Regions from separate parts of the Mus musculus genome. Here region 1 is linked to region 2. A link is a loop called in an ENCODE intact Hi-C map of the cell type or tissue named here. Cell type or tissue: left cerebral cortex. All regions are shown on one strand. Region 1 overlaps Babam2 (BRISC and BRCA1 A complex member 2). Region 2 has its middle 6.2 kb from the start of Gm38424.

Region 1 (8,000 bases), 440 kb before region 2:
GAGGTGGCACTAGCCACATGTCACTCCTCCATGGTCTTCTTAGGAGGGGCTACACTCTATGCTGAACAATGCTTGTTTGGAGACCATCCCGTTCTCCAAGCTGCCCTCCTGGCATCAGCTCTACCAGCTACCACCTATTCCCTCTTCCTTCCTTCCTTCTCTAAACTCCCAAAAGAGGACTGGCAACAAATTTGAGAACCTGCTCATGCGTGACTTCTGTCTATCTGAATGTATTCGTGGTTCTTACCCTACCCATAAGCCCCTACAACCATTACCACAATGATACTTTTCCTTGGCCTTCCCCATCCTGTCCCCTCCCTCCAGATGCCCTTTACTGGCTCACCTTCCCCTCGGCCGGCCACTTAGTGTTTTTCAGCAGCAGTCTTCTCTTGCCCTTCACCAGCTGTTGGCCACTAGTGCCAGGGCTTCAACCGCCATCAGTATGTGGTCACAAAGCTTTTGTTACATCTATTTTGTGATAGTCACCGAACATCTGCACTGGCTTATCACACAAACACCACAGACTCAATATATCTAAACTCATTCTCATTCTTTGACTTCTGGTCCTCTTCTTCAGTTTCCAGTCTTTCCTTAGCTAGCCAGGCTCAGAATTACAAAGCACTCTACAAGTCCTCCCTCTTCCTCCCCCCCCCCAAATCTGAGTGCTCACCAAGTCCCAATTTGCTTCTGATGTATTTCTAGACTCTGTCCTTTCCTCTCCTGACTCCCACAGTTTTAGAACCTCACATTTCTCTTGCCTGAACTAGTTACCAAAGTGGTTTTTCTACCCCCGGCCTCTTCCCACTTGCATTCTCCTCCTCTCTGCCATCATCCTTGGGAGTCTAAGATAATGCCACATCCATCTTTAACATCCCTCCAGGCCTTTGCATCAGTAAGACGACATATTTTGAACAAGTGACGTACACGGTTCAGATTTCTCTTCTGTCATCTGCCATTCTTTACTCACGCATCCCAAAAGTCAACTTTATGAATTATCTCCACCATGAGGGTATACTAATCAGTTCCTGAGTACACTCTGCTGTTCTCTTTGGAGCGTCCTTGCCCCCTTACCTATAAATCTCATCTACATGTAAGGGCAAGTTCAGGCAGAGCCGTTCTCTAAGATCTCCAGAGGTTTGGCACTCCTGTGTTCCAGCAGTCTACATGTGCATCTGTACATTTACATGTCTGACTCTCCCACCCCTGGACAAATGTGTGCACCTCACCTCTTCTGCACCTCCAGGCCTACTCCAGGGTTAGGTTCACAGCATACATTTCAATGTTTGCTGAGTTGACTTAAATATACATAGGGCTTTCCGTGACAATAGGACATTAGCCTGTGCATGTTCTGCTGTTCCTGGTAACAGTACTACTGACACAGCAGGTTTGGAGCAAAGACGACAGATGGTAAAAGAGGCAGCTGCCAAGTGTCAGAAATGGCTGCAAGTGGCTTGGGACAGGCAGGCAAAGGGGAGAAAACATCCTGTCTCTTTCTGAAGTACTTACTTTTTGCAATCATTGTTGATGTTTCATTGATAAGTATAGTTACATTTATTGTTGGCTATAAACAATCCAATAATAGGTCTGCAAACTGAAAGGGACCACTTTCTGTACATATAAACAGACAGGTTACACTCTAAGGACTTAACTCTAAATAAACTGTGTAATTAAGTGACAACAGGAGCTAAGTGTGTGAGGCTATGCCTTGATGACAATTGGGCTAGCAGAGCTCAGCATCTGAGAAGAGAGAGAAAGCCTGTTGGATGAATGTACACTTGCACTGACCAGGCTGCTCATCTACAGAGAAATCTTATGTGCATGAGTAGTTGTATAATTTTTTAAGCATGAAAAAAACATTTTAAAGCCAGGGGTAGTGGCATGTGCTGATCATACCAGAACTCAGAGGGAAAGACAAAAGGATCAGGACTTCAAGTTTGGTTATAGAGTAAGTTTAAAGGCAGCCTGGGGCACAAGGGAACTTATTTTTTAAAAAGAAAGAAAAACACTTGAAGAAAATATTATTATATTCTTATAACTCTGACCATAGGTAAACGTGGAATGGAAAGCCTTTGGAAGTTTTGTTTTGTTTTGTTTTTTTGCAGCTCATGAGAACTAATATGCTAATATTGTAGGCTAAAGATTTACACACACACACACACACACACACACACACACACACACACACATACACACACACACACTCCTGGTTTTAGGACGTGCTGGCTGGACATGGGAGTGGAGAAGCTGTGAGACTGAATACTTGGGTCAGAAGAGCCAGTGTGGTGAGATGCACTGCAGTGTGACGCAGCAGAATGAAAAGACATCACCTAGCATGGATCATAAACAGATTCTTTGAAAGACCAGAGACGAAGATCAATCAGTCCTTGCTTAAACATTGGATGGCTGCCTGGTACAAAGGCCTATTTTGCTTTGCTATGTAATTTCCTCACTACTTAGCTACAAAAGCGTATCAGAATTGAATTCTAGTGCTCTGTCTAAATGGGAGCTGAGTCACAGGTACCTGATGCTGTGTCTGCAGGCTGAAGTGGATGACTCACGTCTGTGAAATTCTGAGAGAAAGTACCACCCGACCCCTTGCTTAGTCATCTTTTGCATGGATGCTGGGTTCATGAGCTCTGTAAACTATAATGAGCTATCTAGCCTTTTACCATCTCTTTCTTCTTTTCTAAACAGTACAAATTACAGCTCTAAAAATAACCTCATCTACGCAAGTGAGTCACTGTGACCTAACAAGCTTCCACAAGTAGTTACCCAGCTCAGTTGTGATATTTACTTGTGAAGGTACAAATCTTGTTGTCATATTAGCCCCCATTTTCTTCTCCCTCAAGCTTCAGATAAGAATTTGGTGAACTGGGGAAAGGAGAAGGGAAGAAGGTTTCAGGGAACATTTTTTTTTTTTTAGGAAAAAAAAAAAAACATAATGTACCCAATGCTTGAGATGTTCAGGATTGTAAATAGAGCTTGTGGGGAAGGAATTCACTGGAAGCTATCCCTGGGCTTGAGATGTTTTTCAGTTTTTCAGAAGGTTTGCCTAGCATTTATAAGACCCAGGGTTCCATGCCCAGCACTGCATAAACTTGGGTGTGGTTGTAAGATCAAAAGTCCAAGGTCGTCCTAGGCTACCTAATGAGTTTGAGGCCACCCTGGACTAGAAATCCTGCTAATCAATCAATCAGTCAGTCAGTCAAATAAGTAAAGCTATTCCTACCAGCATATGAGAGCTAGAATTTTAATATTTTAGGCTAAAGACGTTTCTCTTAGTAAGGAGAACATATTGACTATGGAAAGACATCTCTTGATAATTCTATTTTCTTAACAATTCTGGACTGTAAATGTATGACTTTTTTGATAAAAGGCATAGCTGCGCCAATAAGTTTGTATGCATTAAATGTTCATCTTTGGATCCTAGAGACATACACTAAGCCTTGGCACTCTACCTGTCCACTTGGCTACTTTCTGACGCTCAGGCCTGACCTCTGGTCTTCAGATTGCCTGGTGAGACTTCCATTGCCAACTCGCTGTCTTCCTACCCCAGCCTGTACAATGAATTCAACCAGGGGCAGGAAGCGGCTGTCTCCATGGAGCTCCTCTCTTCACGAGTGAGGCAAAGCTGCTCAGATACCAAAGTGCCACTCACTCACACTCTGGCTTACTTGGGGAGACTGGAAAGGAACAAACTTCCTACTACCACCAAGCCTAACACTTGCCACCACTGTCCCAGCTTCTCCTGTCAGAGGTCAGACCTCTTGGCCTCACCCAGACAGTCACGTGAACAGTCGCAACTAGCTGCTGAGGGTGCTTAGGGATAGAATGATGAAATCATTGATTTAGCTGAAAACGTCCCCAGGAAATAGGCTACAAAGCCCATTGACGGCTCCAGCCAGGCAGAGGCTGAGTCACTCCAGTCCTTCCTGACTCCTTGATTTATATTAAATAGGTCAGCTGGATCACCTGAATCCTGTTCCTCATCCTTTTGAGGGGCTGCCCCCTGCCATCATGTTGGGCCTAGTACTGCTTCCTGTTGGGCCTAGTGAGGACTTTACTAATCAGCCTTAGCCTCAAGTCCTAGGAGGGCCTGTGTACTATGTTCCAGGGGCCACCTCATGATCACATCTCTACTTTGGATCCCTTTCAGGATGCAGAGACCCTAGTTACCCTTTCATTCCCACAAGGTAGATGACACGTAGCCCCGTCAGCTCTTTTCTCGTTGCAAAATGGGTGTACCATGTACCTCTCAGGGTATGAGGAGGAAGAGGAAAGGGGCCCTGTCTGTCCAAGTTCAAGGGGCTCCCAACACCCAGAGGCTATGGAGCTTCGGCTCAGGGCCGACCACTGTGGGAGGCTCTGTGTCTAACGATACGTTAGGATATCATTCAGTGTAGTCTTGGACCTCAGGGGGCAAAGAAGCTGAAATAATGAGACAAGTTCACAGGATAATGAAACGGCAAAATGTAAGTGTGTGTTCTTCAGAGCAGGTGGATACTCAGACAGGACAGCTAAGCAGAAGAAGGGTTTTCAGAAATGGTACAAGAAAGATGAGGCCAAGGAGTGACAGAGAGGAGGGTCAGCACACAGGTTCTTGCTGAGTAGGAGAGAAAGCCTGCTGGTCACAGGAGAATGTTCCCTTGAGAGGCCATGGGATAAAAGCCATGTCTTCATTGGTTGGATGTGATATCTGGGCACAGGAGCTGGCCAGCAAAATAATCCAGAAGGGAGGTGACCTGACTTGACCTGGTGTAGCTAGGGAGGAGGTAAGGGTGTGGCAAACACAGAAGTAGCTCACACCTTGCATTGCTAAAGCATGGATAGACTCTAATTTGCTTTTAATCCTCATTTAGGTCCTACCATAGAAGGTAGGCATGCATAGGGACAATTCCATTTCACAGATGCAAATACAGGATCTCAAGGCTATGTGGTGGGGTTGAGAACCTAACCCAGTATTCTGATGGTGAAATGAATGCTTTTTCTATCATCTGTACAGCTCTCCATGCTGTTCCAAGGGCTGGGGCCATTCAAAGCTGGGTGGAGCAGATGTGCCAGTCAAGGGAACTGGGTAAGAACAGCTCCTCCACCAGGACGCCTTATCTATAGGCTCGGCTAGCCCCTATCTTCTCAGCAGCCAGAGCAAAGCAGTCCCGTGGCATCTTAGAAGTCTGTGAGCAGAGCTCCCTGAGAGAGGTGACTTCCTATGGCAAGGACATTGGACTGACTCCCCTTGGTCTACAAGCAGCCAGATACGGTTGGGCCTGCCCTTGCCTCTCACCTCCCACCTCTCTCACAGCCTCCTGCTTCCTCAGGCAGAAGGAAGAGCTCCTTCCTGATTGCTATACAAGCACCATCTTGAATTATCTTGTACTTCTCACATGACGGAGGCTCCCTTAGCTATTTGCTCACTCCAGTCAGCCATAAAGAATGTATGTCCTGGTGCTGAAGAAGTGACCAGCAGCTAAGAAAGTTTATTACTCATAAAGGAGCAGAGCTGGGTCATTAGCACTCATATCAGGTGGTTTTCAATTGCCTGTAACTATAGCTCCAGGGGATTTGAAGCTCTCTTTTGTTCTCTGTGGGCACCAACTGACACCTCCCAACCCCCTCCTCATCCCCATACCTACACCCACTCTCAGCCCCCTCCCCACCCCCACACCTTTTTAAAAACAACCTCTACCTAATTCTTAGCTTTCTATCTATAGCACTGCCCTTTGGAACAAAGGCACACTTGTACAAGCCACACCATCATTAGACTGTTCTGAGTTAAGCTGAGGTTTCACTCCTTGACCTGAGCGGACTCTCTCTTACTTCTGAGCCTTTGTTTAAATGATAAGTCGCCCCATAATTATTTAGCTTTTAATCCTCCACTTAGCTTTTCTTCCTGAAGCTCTACGCTTTAGTGGGTCCTGCCTTCAAGACTATTTTCTGACAAGATATTCAATTCACTAAGTCCAATGTCTAGACTTCTAAAAAACTGTGATATCTTGTTTGGCTGTTAAAACTTTATCATAGATAAATGTTCAGGGTTTCACAGGCTTTTGAATTAGTTTTGAGCACAATGTCATCATAGACCTGGGAATAAATTGCTCCTTTATCTCCTGTTTATCAGGTTATGAAGCAGCCAGCCTCAAACTGGGTCTTTGGTTTGGTTTGGTTTGAGAGAGGGTCCTATTATGTAGCCTATCCAGTTAGAGTTTTAAAACCACGCCCGCTGGGTGCTAACCCAGTCAAACAGCACTCCCTTTTCCTCCTCTCTGCAGATGTCATTGTATCTGTCACATCTGTGTTTTCTTTCTTTCTGCATCAACAGAAAGTTCAGGTCCCTGAAAGTCGGTGTATAAAACTCTACCAAGTGCCTAGAACTGACAGAAGGCTCATACGAGACAGTTAACTGTTACTGATTAGCATAAGTGCTACAAGCTAAGGGTAACTTCTGGGCTTGAAGTGACATCCCAGAGCCCGGTTTTAGCCTCCTATTTTAACTCCACATGCAAAGCTGTACAGTGTTGCCTCCTATAGCTAACCTGTTTTGTTTTCCCTTTCATAGGAGAACACTGGTGACAGATGCCTCTGCCATATCTAAAATCCTTTACAAAACCAGGGGATGGTTTCTGGCTTGACATGCTGAAGGGATACTCACAGTAAAGGGCATGTGGACTTGTTTCTTTTGAAATGGATTAACAAACCTATCTCTCCAAAATTAAAAACAAAAGCAATAGTATTTGGCGACTGTGATCATGTCATGTTACTATGGTTAGAAGTGCAGCCATCCCTCTGAGGGCCTGTGCCATGAGGAGAAGAGGTCACATTGGTTCAATACCTGGGTGGAGACTTTGAAGAACAATTTCCAGTATGCAGCAGGAAGTTGCTGTGGTGGCAGGCAGGTGATGGCTCTGGTCCAGCTCCAGGCCCAAGTAAATAAAGAGCATTAAACCACCTTACATTTACCAAAATCTCCAGGAATGATAGGTGAGACCCACTAAAGACGTTCACACGCGTGTGGCAGTTGCCTCCTTTCATCTCCAACTACAACAAGTCCAACATTCTATAACCATTTTAAAGGAACACAAAGTATTCCATATTCTCTTTTGTCCCAAAGGCTCTGGCACACCATCTGTATATGCTAACTCCATGTGCCCACATCCCTAGCATCCTGACTCGAATCTCAGGGAAGCAGAGCAAGATGGTATCTGGAGGACCAGCGAAGGTGTTACATCATCATGTGCGTCAGACAAAGGGAGCACAGAATGAGCTGGGTCGGAGTCTGGACACTCAGCGCTTTGTCTAAACTCAGTTCTGCACTTATCACCTGTGGCATCTTAGGCGCGTCACTGAACTCTGCTTTCTACCTTTCGAGTTGTAAAATGGCAATTATGATTTTTATCTTGCAGTGTTTCATAAGTGACAGCTATTAGTGTGATTTAGAATGAAGCTAAGACTCACTGTCTTCTACAGGAGCAGCTGACAATGTCAACTGACTGAAGGATCCTCACAGCATCCAGGTGATCAGCAGGTCGACTCTTGGTTCAGACTAAGGTCCTACTAGGCTTATGTGCAAGGAATACAGTAATCACAGGGATTATCCCTGTCCAAAGAATAAAGACTACAGAGTGTGTTCATGGATGCCTCATGAAGCCCCTGCCTGCTCTGAAGTCGACCATGATTTTAAAAAAGAGACAATTTAAATATTCTTTTCTTGAGTGGTGAGAAATAATGATTTCTGAGGGGGGAATCATTTTTTATTCAGGTACCTAATAAATTGTCTGGCCCAAGTATTTAATAAAATGATTTCTAATTGAGTTATAATAGTAAATGTAACAGGGCTCTTCAATATAGAGTTAATGGAAAATAGCAAGCAAGCTCTAAGAAATGCCAGAGCTAGCCCCTTCTAGTATTTATCACATGCAGAGCTAGCCCAGCATTATTGGTATCATCAGTCAAAATCTATTGGGGTCCCTGAAACTCATCTTTGCTATAAAAGAAAAGAAAAA
Region 2 (8,000 bases):
AAGTAAATAAACAGATGCTAACATTTATCCATACTTAGTTTCAATCTTGATAAAAAATACAGTTCTTGTCTAAAATTTGAAGCAACAGTGCCAGAGACAAGTTTCACTGGTCCAGACTGGGTCATGCAGGTCTCTCTGAGGCTCTGTCAGGTCTGAGTTATATACTCTACCCGATTCTAATCACCTGACTGAAGGATATGGAGAAGTGCCCCTTCCACACACACACAGAAAATCAGTGTGTTGATACCAAAGACTCAGCAGCCTGTCTGTGCTGGGCAGTAAAAATGCATACACTCCACTTCAGGGCTGTCACTGTGAGTTGTACACATTAATCCAGTGTATGATAAACCATTAGCTAAGATCCTCCTGCAAGCCTACCATGTGAGAAGCAGAAACAGAAGCAGGAGAATTAATTCCAGTTTGAGGCCAACCTGGTCTACAGGGAATGCCAGACTGGCCAGGGGTACATAGTAGGACCCTGTCTCCAAAAAAAAAAAAAAAAAAAAAAAAATCAACTCACACAAATTTATGGCCCTTTTCTGTGTTTGCCATGAAACTTTGCGCACCAAGTGGCCTACCCTGCTACTGTCACTTGATTATGAATAGGGACCCCAAAGATGCAAATGTCAAAGGCCTACTCCCCTAGGTGGCTGTATTGAAAGGATGGTGCTATGATATTTAGTAAGCAGAATCCTTAAAGGGTGATCTTCAGTCACTGGGGGTCTTCTTAGAACAGACCCTATAGTTCTTTCTTTCTTCGCTCCCTTGCTCAGAATGTGAGCAGTCTGCTCTGCCCCTCCCTCTGGCTGTGATACACTACCCTCATCAGAGGCCACACTGCCCAATCAATCCTGTTCTTGCTGCTTTGCAGAGTCTACTATGGGGCATCTCCTGCTCCATGAGTCCTTCCTTTGCAAGCACCCAGAAGCACCAAGTACCCCTTTCTTCATGGTGCACTGGAGCCATCGTGTGCACCGCTCAGGAAGTCCTGAGTCTACGCATGGCCTGTTTCCTTTGATAAATCCTGGCTTAAGACTTGGAGCAGGTTTCTCCAAAATGGCAGGTGGTAACTGTGTTCTAGTTGCCTGCCAGAGCCAACTACCCATGATCTAACGATATTGATATTTACTTCTTAACATTTAAAGTTTATTTATTCATGTGTACTGATGTCTTTCCTGTATGTCTGTGCACCATGTGTATGCCCAGCGCCACAGAGGTCAGAAGGGAAGGTCAGATCCCCTGGAACTAGAGTTGCAGACAGTTGTGAACTGTCATGTGGGTGCTGGGAATTGAACCCAGGTCCTCTGGATGAGAAGCCAGTGCTCTTAACTACTGAGCCATCTCTCTAGCACCGATACATACTTTTAATGAGCAAATGAAACAGAATGTGAAAATCTTTTGGCATTGTAATTATTATCATCATGGATTATAAGTGTTGTTATTTTATTGAGACAGAATCTCCCTGTCTGGTCTGGAACTTGTTACATATGCCAGGGTGGCCTTGACCTTGCAGTGAAGAGCCTACCTCTGTTGCCTGAATGATGGGACTTGGGGCATGTGCCACCATGCCAGCTACAAGCTGTATATGAGTATATATGAGTATTTTACCTGAGCCACATGCATGTGCATTCTATGCATATCTGCAGGCACTGGGACCACTGGAACTGAGGTCATGGATGGTTGTGAGCCATTGTGTGGTCCCCAGGTCTTCTGCAACAGCAGCAAGTACTCACCCCGCTGAGCCATCTCTCCAGGCCCTGTTATCAATATTCTTACTACCCTCTCCTCTGCTCGTTTGGTCGGATTTTTTTTTTGAAACAGAATCTCACATGACCTAGGCTGGCTTCAAATTCACTATGCAGCTGAAGATGACCTTAAACTTCTAATCCTTCCGCTGCACCACATGCCTGGGTAAATATGGTGCTAGGGACAATACCCAGGGCCTTGTGCACACTAGGCAGGTTTTCTACCAAGTGAGCTACATCTCCGATGGTGTTTGTTTATTCATTTGTTTGTTTATAGGAAGGGGTGCAGAGGTGGGGATGTTTTATTTTTGTCTTTCGAGACAGTATCTCATGTAACTTGAGCTAGTCACATACTCCCTAGTGTTGGGATTATAGGTAGTCAGCTAGTTAACATATGCTTGATTCCTAGCTAGCATCAGTGCTAGTTAGGACTAATCTCAGGACCTTAGACGGGTTGGAAAAACAACTTACTGAGCGAGGTACATCCCCAGCCCTCTGTTTCTCTGCTGTCTTCCCTCTAAGCCACGTCTTCATCATAACCAGCCCAACTCGACAGCAGTCCAAAGATGAACATGGACAATAGTCCCCATTCCCACCAAAGGCAAACACTTCCTGATCAGCTACATGGATTTTGACCCAAAAAGGAGTTTGTCACTGAGGGAGGCAAGCACAGTTCTTGTTAGTGGACCTCCAAAAAAACCATTTCATCTGGAGAGAGGTTGCAAAAGCCAAATAGGGCATCAGTTCCCCCTAAACTGGAGTTATAGGTGGTTGTTTATAAAATGTCTGACATAGGTGCTGGGAACTTGGTCCTCTCTAAGAACAGAAAGCCTTCTTAACTTCTAAGCCCCTTCTTAACTTCTAGCCTCTACACATTTTAAAGATCTCAGTGTGTGTGTGTGTGTGTGTGTGTGTGTGTGTGTGTGCGTGTGTGTGTGCAAGTTCCCCTAGAGAGGACATCAGATCCCCTGTAGCTGGAGTTATGGGTAGTCCTGAGCTGCTCAGTACAGGTGATGCACACCTCCAATTCTCTACAAGAGCAGCAAAGGTTCTTAATTGCTGAACTATGTCTTCAGTCCCAAGGAATCCCAGTTCTGGCCCACTGAGGAAGAACTGAGCCAGGAGGATCACAAGTAAGGGCAGCCTGGGCTATATAATGACTCCCTATCTTAAAACAATAATAATGAGCCAGGTGGTGGCAGAGGTAGATGAATCTCTATGGGTTCAAGGCCAGCCTGGTCTACAGAGTGAGTTCCAGGACAGCCAGGACTACACAGAGAAACTCTGCCTCGAAAAAACAAAGAAACAAACAAAACAAACCCCAAAACAAACAAAAACCCAACAATAATGAAATAAAGTTTCCCAGAAGAGAAGGAAATAAATCTCAAATTAAATGCGCCCACTAAGTGTCACACAGAATGGAGGAAAATGCCAAGCAATATCTCAACATTCAGAATGTCCAGGTAGTGGAGCGAGCGAATGGCTTCTAGAAAGAAAAAGCCAAGGCCTGTGGGAAGGAGTAAGAATGCAGGTGGCATCAGAGCTTCCAACAGAAGCACATGGTGCTGAAGAAAGAGGTGGTAGGGACCCAGCATTCTGAGTGAAAAGTACTTTTATCCCAGAATTTTACACTTGGCCAAATAAAGGCTAAGCGTGGGGAAAGGTATTTTCAGATATGTAAGAACTCAAAAGATTTTACCTCCCACGCACCTTTTCTTAGGACTATAGTAAAAGATATGATTCAGTGAAATGGAAGGCTAAGCCAAGACAAGAAACAAGGGCACTCTAAAAGTCTGAGGAGGAATCCGGAGGGTGCTGCTGATTACACGGCGTCCTGTGATGACACCTGAGCCCCAGGTGCAGAGAGGAGCCCATCCAACTTGGATCAGGATGACAGTCGGTCCAGGAGGCCTCCAGTAGTGGGTGTGCATGGGGCGGGGTGGTGATAGATTACCAGATGATACAAGGGGCCATTCAGGAAAAACTGTCCTCGACAGTTAAGGCATACACATGGGAAATATTCGCAACAGCTACTTCTGAGTTAAGCAAAAGAAAAGCCGATAGTTAGCTCAGGAGACAAGGTAGTTGATAGTAGTTGGAGGGGATGTAATTAAAGAGCACCACTGTTCAGTAGTGGCCATGTTATGTGCAGAGTGAAGACAACATAAGCATTGAGTTTGTTTAATTAAATGTGTACTACACTTCTATGGGAATATATGGAAGGGGGAACTAAAACTCCAGGTATCGAATAGGCATCAATAGATGGTATCTATGTCGGTCCCCTGTCTTGTTACTATGGTGGAAGGCCTGCTGAAAGCCAGGTGGAAGGGTTTATTATGGCTCTCAGTTTAAAGTACAGTCTGTCATGGTAGGGAAATCATGGGAGCAGGAGCCTGAGGTGCTGGTCTTGTTACATCAGCTATCAGGAAGCAGAGAGGAATGAATGCAGTGCCCGGGTCCACTTCTGGACCGCAGTCACGGATGGCTCTGTTCACAGTTAATGGAGAGGTTTGTCTTCTAGGTGAGTCTATACCCGGTCAGGCTGAGAGCTGCCATCAGCATCATTCTGACCCTCTGATGACTTTTGGGAATTTTAGAAACAAATCAGTGCGGATGGGTAGCTGCTCAGAACTCTCCCGACATCTGGGGGTGTCGGTCAGAGCAGGGCTGGGTAGCTGAGCACGGAAGACTATGGGAACAGTCGATAGCACGAGCCCTGCCCTCCTAGGCTCCCACCAACAGCTCCAAGCTCAGTTTGTGCTCAGGTGACCCTGAAAAGGGCCCTGGAGTGTGAGTGACAGCTTCATGGGATAGAGCGCTGCATCCTGTGGGGAAGGCAGGGAGAAAGGAAAGGGGGTCTTAGGGGGAGGGGACAGTGCAGGAGGGCAGAGGCACAACAGATGAGGCTAAATTAATTTTGGAAACCATTAAATCTTTGAAAAGAGAGCGTGTTTTCGGCAGGGACAGTGAATCACTGTGATTTGCAGAAACAGGCACGAGGCAATTAGCCATCTGGATGCTGCGGCTTCCAGCCTCCCAGCGGAAACTTCAAGCAAGCGGAAGGCTGGTCATTACACAGCCCAGGCCCAGCACTCCATCATCTACAGATAACTTTCTGCTTCCAGCCGCTAGAAGTCCAAAGGCTTGGGATAAAGGGCAACTTGGCATGAGACGCAGAAAATGTGCAGGAAAGGCTACAAAAGCCGCAGGGAGTCCCACTGCTTCCCTCTTCCTGTGTGTACCCCTCAGACTTCGTTATGAACAAGTGTACAGTTCACTCAACTGAGAAGCACTTAATACTCGCCTACCACTCTCCTCCAGGGTCTCTGATCGTCCGCACGTTGTGTCATTAGTCCTCGTGACATACATTTAAGGTATTCCACCCACGACACATCCTAAGAGTTCTGCACTCACCAATCTTGCTTAAGCAAGAATATTATCTTATTATTTTATGGTTATTTATTTATTCTGAGACAGTCTGACTTTGTAGCCCAGGCTGAGGTGATTCTCTGCTTCAGCTCCTCATGTGCTGGGATTTTAGGTGTGAGCCAGCACACCTCTGATTTGTTTTCATCAATGAGGAAATAAAAACAAAGGAAAGGTGACGTTGAACCAGAGGTGTAGCTCAGTTGGCAGAGTGCTCGCCTAGCATGCAGTGTCCCGGGTTTGAGCTCCAGTGCTGCATCAACAGGGTGTGATAGTGCATACCTGCGATCCTCACACCCTGGAAGTAGAGACAGGAAGGAGGATGAAAAGTCTAACATCATTCTCAGCCACAAAGGCAGCCCAAGCCTGGACTACAGAAACCCTGCCTCAAAAATCAACAAAAGATGAAGTAAAGTTGTTCAAGTTTTGAGGCAATTGTGCAATTCCGTGCCTCCCCTGTATGAGCACCCGTGAACTGTGTGGCTCACAAGGCTGGAGAACCACAGGCTACATGAAGATAAGAGTTTCTATAAACTGTAAAGAGAGGTTGGAGCTTAGGGGCTAAGAGCACTGGCTGCTCTTCTAGAGGACCTGGGTTCGATTTCCAGCACCCACAGGAGGACCAACTACCATCTCTAACTCCAAATCAGGGGATCTGCCGCCCTCTCCTGGCCTCCACGAGCACTGCATGTAGGCAAAACATCCACAGAAATTAAATAAAAGGGCTGGCGAGATGGCTCAGTTGTTAAGAGTGCCGACTGCTCTTCCAAAGGTCCTGAGTTCAAATCCCAGCAACCACATGGTGGCTCACAACCATCCGTAACGAAATCTGATGCCCTCTTCTGGAATATATAACTCCTTTCTTGTATTTTTGAGATTATAATACACCTCTTACTCCCTCCAAAACCTTTCTTACTCTATTTCAAACTCACGGTCTCTTTTTCATTAGTGGTTGCTACATTTGTACGTGTGTGTGTGTGTGTGTGTGTGTGTGTGTGTGTTCCTAAATGCATAAATAGAACCTGCTCATTTTTTATTAAATTAATATTTTAAAATAAACAAACTGTAAAGAGCTGTTTGTAGTAGCTACCTCAGCTCACACTGACCCCTTTGACCTGAAGTTGCTGCTTTTCAATTCATTTCTAGAAGCCATTAGGGTAGCCTGCACATCTAACCAGGTCTTTCATTCAAGGACGTCTGACTGGGCTAGATGAACTGGGAGGTGTGGGCCAAGGAGGCCTGACTATCATCCACCCACTTCTATTATGGCCATATGGAGCAAATCACTTCCAGAGCCAGGAGGGAGCCAGGAAGGGACAGCACCTCTCAGAGAGGCCAGAGGTCAGTGCTCCCTTGTGGAGGACCTCTGTGTCTTATTATTTGCTGTAGGCTCCTAAGCCACAATGCACTGTGGTTTGGTAAAGTGCTTCGCCAGAGCCTCTTAGAGCTGCTTAGCATGGCTCAGGACTCTGCAGTGGCCTAGAAGTCCCCAAAGGAGTTGTCACCCAGTGTATATATCTGTAGTCCACTGAGCTGGACAGGAAGTACCAGATCTCATACACAAGAAAAGCAGAGGAAGAAAACAGCTTGGATAATCAGGGAGTCCAGTTTCGTCTACTTCTCCCTGGCTGTGGCCTCATACAAAGTGGGAAGCCACACTCTCTCCGAGTTTCTTTCCTGAGATGAAGCTTTCAACCCCCCCCCCGCCCCCCAGGGCATTAGAGGGGATCAAGGAGGTCACAGGTATCCCTGAACTGGCAGAAAGTTTAAATAAAGAGGACCAAGAAAAAGCCATAGGGCCCTCAAAGCTTGGCTTCCGATACACGGGAAGCGTGGGCTTGCTGTCACCAGATTTTTTTTTAATTTGTCCAGAAGAATAAGAAATCTGGTTTGTTTGTGTATGTTTTTATTCTTAAGAGATAAGGTCTTCTTGTGTAGCGCAGTCTGGCTTGGGACTTGCCCAAACTACATAACCTTTCTGCCTCATGCCGAGTTCTGGGAACACAGGTGTCTGCCACCACATTTAGCCTAGAAATCTGGATTTTTCTCATGAACTCCCCAATTTTCAAAACCCCATGAGGACAGACAGAAACCTGTCTGTAGGTCTCGGAGTATGGACTCTGAAGTTCCTATGGTCTCAGTCTCTTAGCAGACTCATGCCAGTTCACCTCCTCCTGTCTCAGGTACATCTTCCTGGCTCTCCACCCTCTGTCTCCTTCTTATCACTCAGATTATAAACTGAGTTAGGCTTAGCTCAGCTCTGCAGTCACCAGAAGCCAGCTAGGAACAGGGCTACTACCTAGAAGTCCCACGTAACCACTTCCCAGAGAGAGAGAGACAGAAGGCAGAGGCATAGAGACTTTCTGAAGAAAGGGATGAGAAGCAACGGGACAATTGTCACTGCAGGCAGAAGGCCTGGCCCCTGGGTGGCTGGGTAGTGTCCCCAGGGCATTCCTGCATAAAAATTAAGGGAGAGTGTGGCTGCCTCTTGCAAAGTTGGTGTGGCCTTTTGAAGCACCTATAGCCTAGGAGACCTTCTGGCTGCAGCCTCCTCGAGCAACAACAGTCCAGTTGGTCCTTCAGGAGAAGCTGGCAGAGAAGCTGCCTCGGGCCGTGGGCTGGCCCAGCGGGCTCAGTGGGTCTTGCATCAGGGTCCTTTCCAGAAACTGAAGGCTTCCTGCTCCCCGCCCTGCTGCCTTCCCGGATTTGATGTCACTCCCCAGCCGCAGCCTTTCCCAGGTTTGCTCAGTCTGGGATGATCCTGGGGCCTCTCTGGGCCCAGGGGAAATCCTTTGCCTGCTGGGTCCGTCTGCCTGGGACCTGTCGCCC

The links. A loop is a pair of places that touch in the nucleus more often than their neighbours do. Peaks named below come from ENCODE experiments on the same cell type or tissue, not always from the same donor. Only the 100,000 strongest peaks of a DNase experiment are listed, where the experiment ranks them.
Region 1: a loop joins it to region 2, with 3 times the contacts of the local background. A loop is called at or near these places in 3 of 42 quality-filtered maps.

What each region holds. Positions count from the first base shown.
Region 1 is chr5:32,030,505-32,038,504 of GRCm38, reverse strand. The region is part of intron 10 of Babam2 (BRISC and BRCA1 A complex member 2); the gene reads right to left. Among named protein-coding and RNA genes, the nearest start is that of Gm52770, 36 kb to the right of the region's middle. In left cerebral cortex, no CTCF peak of the experiment used is centred here; DNase peaks (open chromatin) are centred at 769, 1,408, 2,533 and 3,624; H3K27ac peaks cover 3,070 bases.
Region 2 is chr5:31,586,704-31,594,703 of GRCm38, reverse strand. No RefSeq gene overlaps it. Among named protein-coding and RNA genes, the nearest start is that of Gm38424, 6.2 kb to the left of the region's middle. In left cerebral cortex, a CTCF peak has its summit at 5,828 (motif pointing left); DNase peaks (open chromatin) are centred at 3,388 and 4,721; H3K27ac peaks cover 496 bases.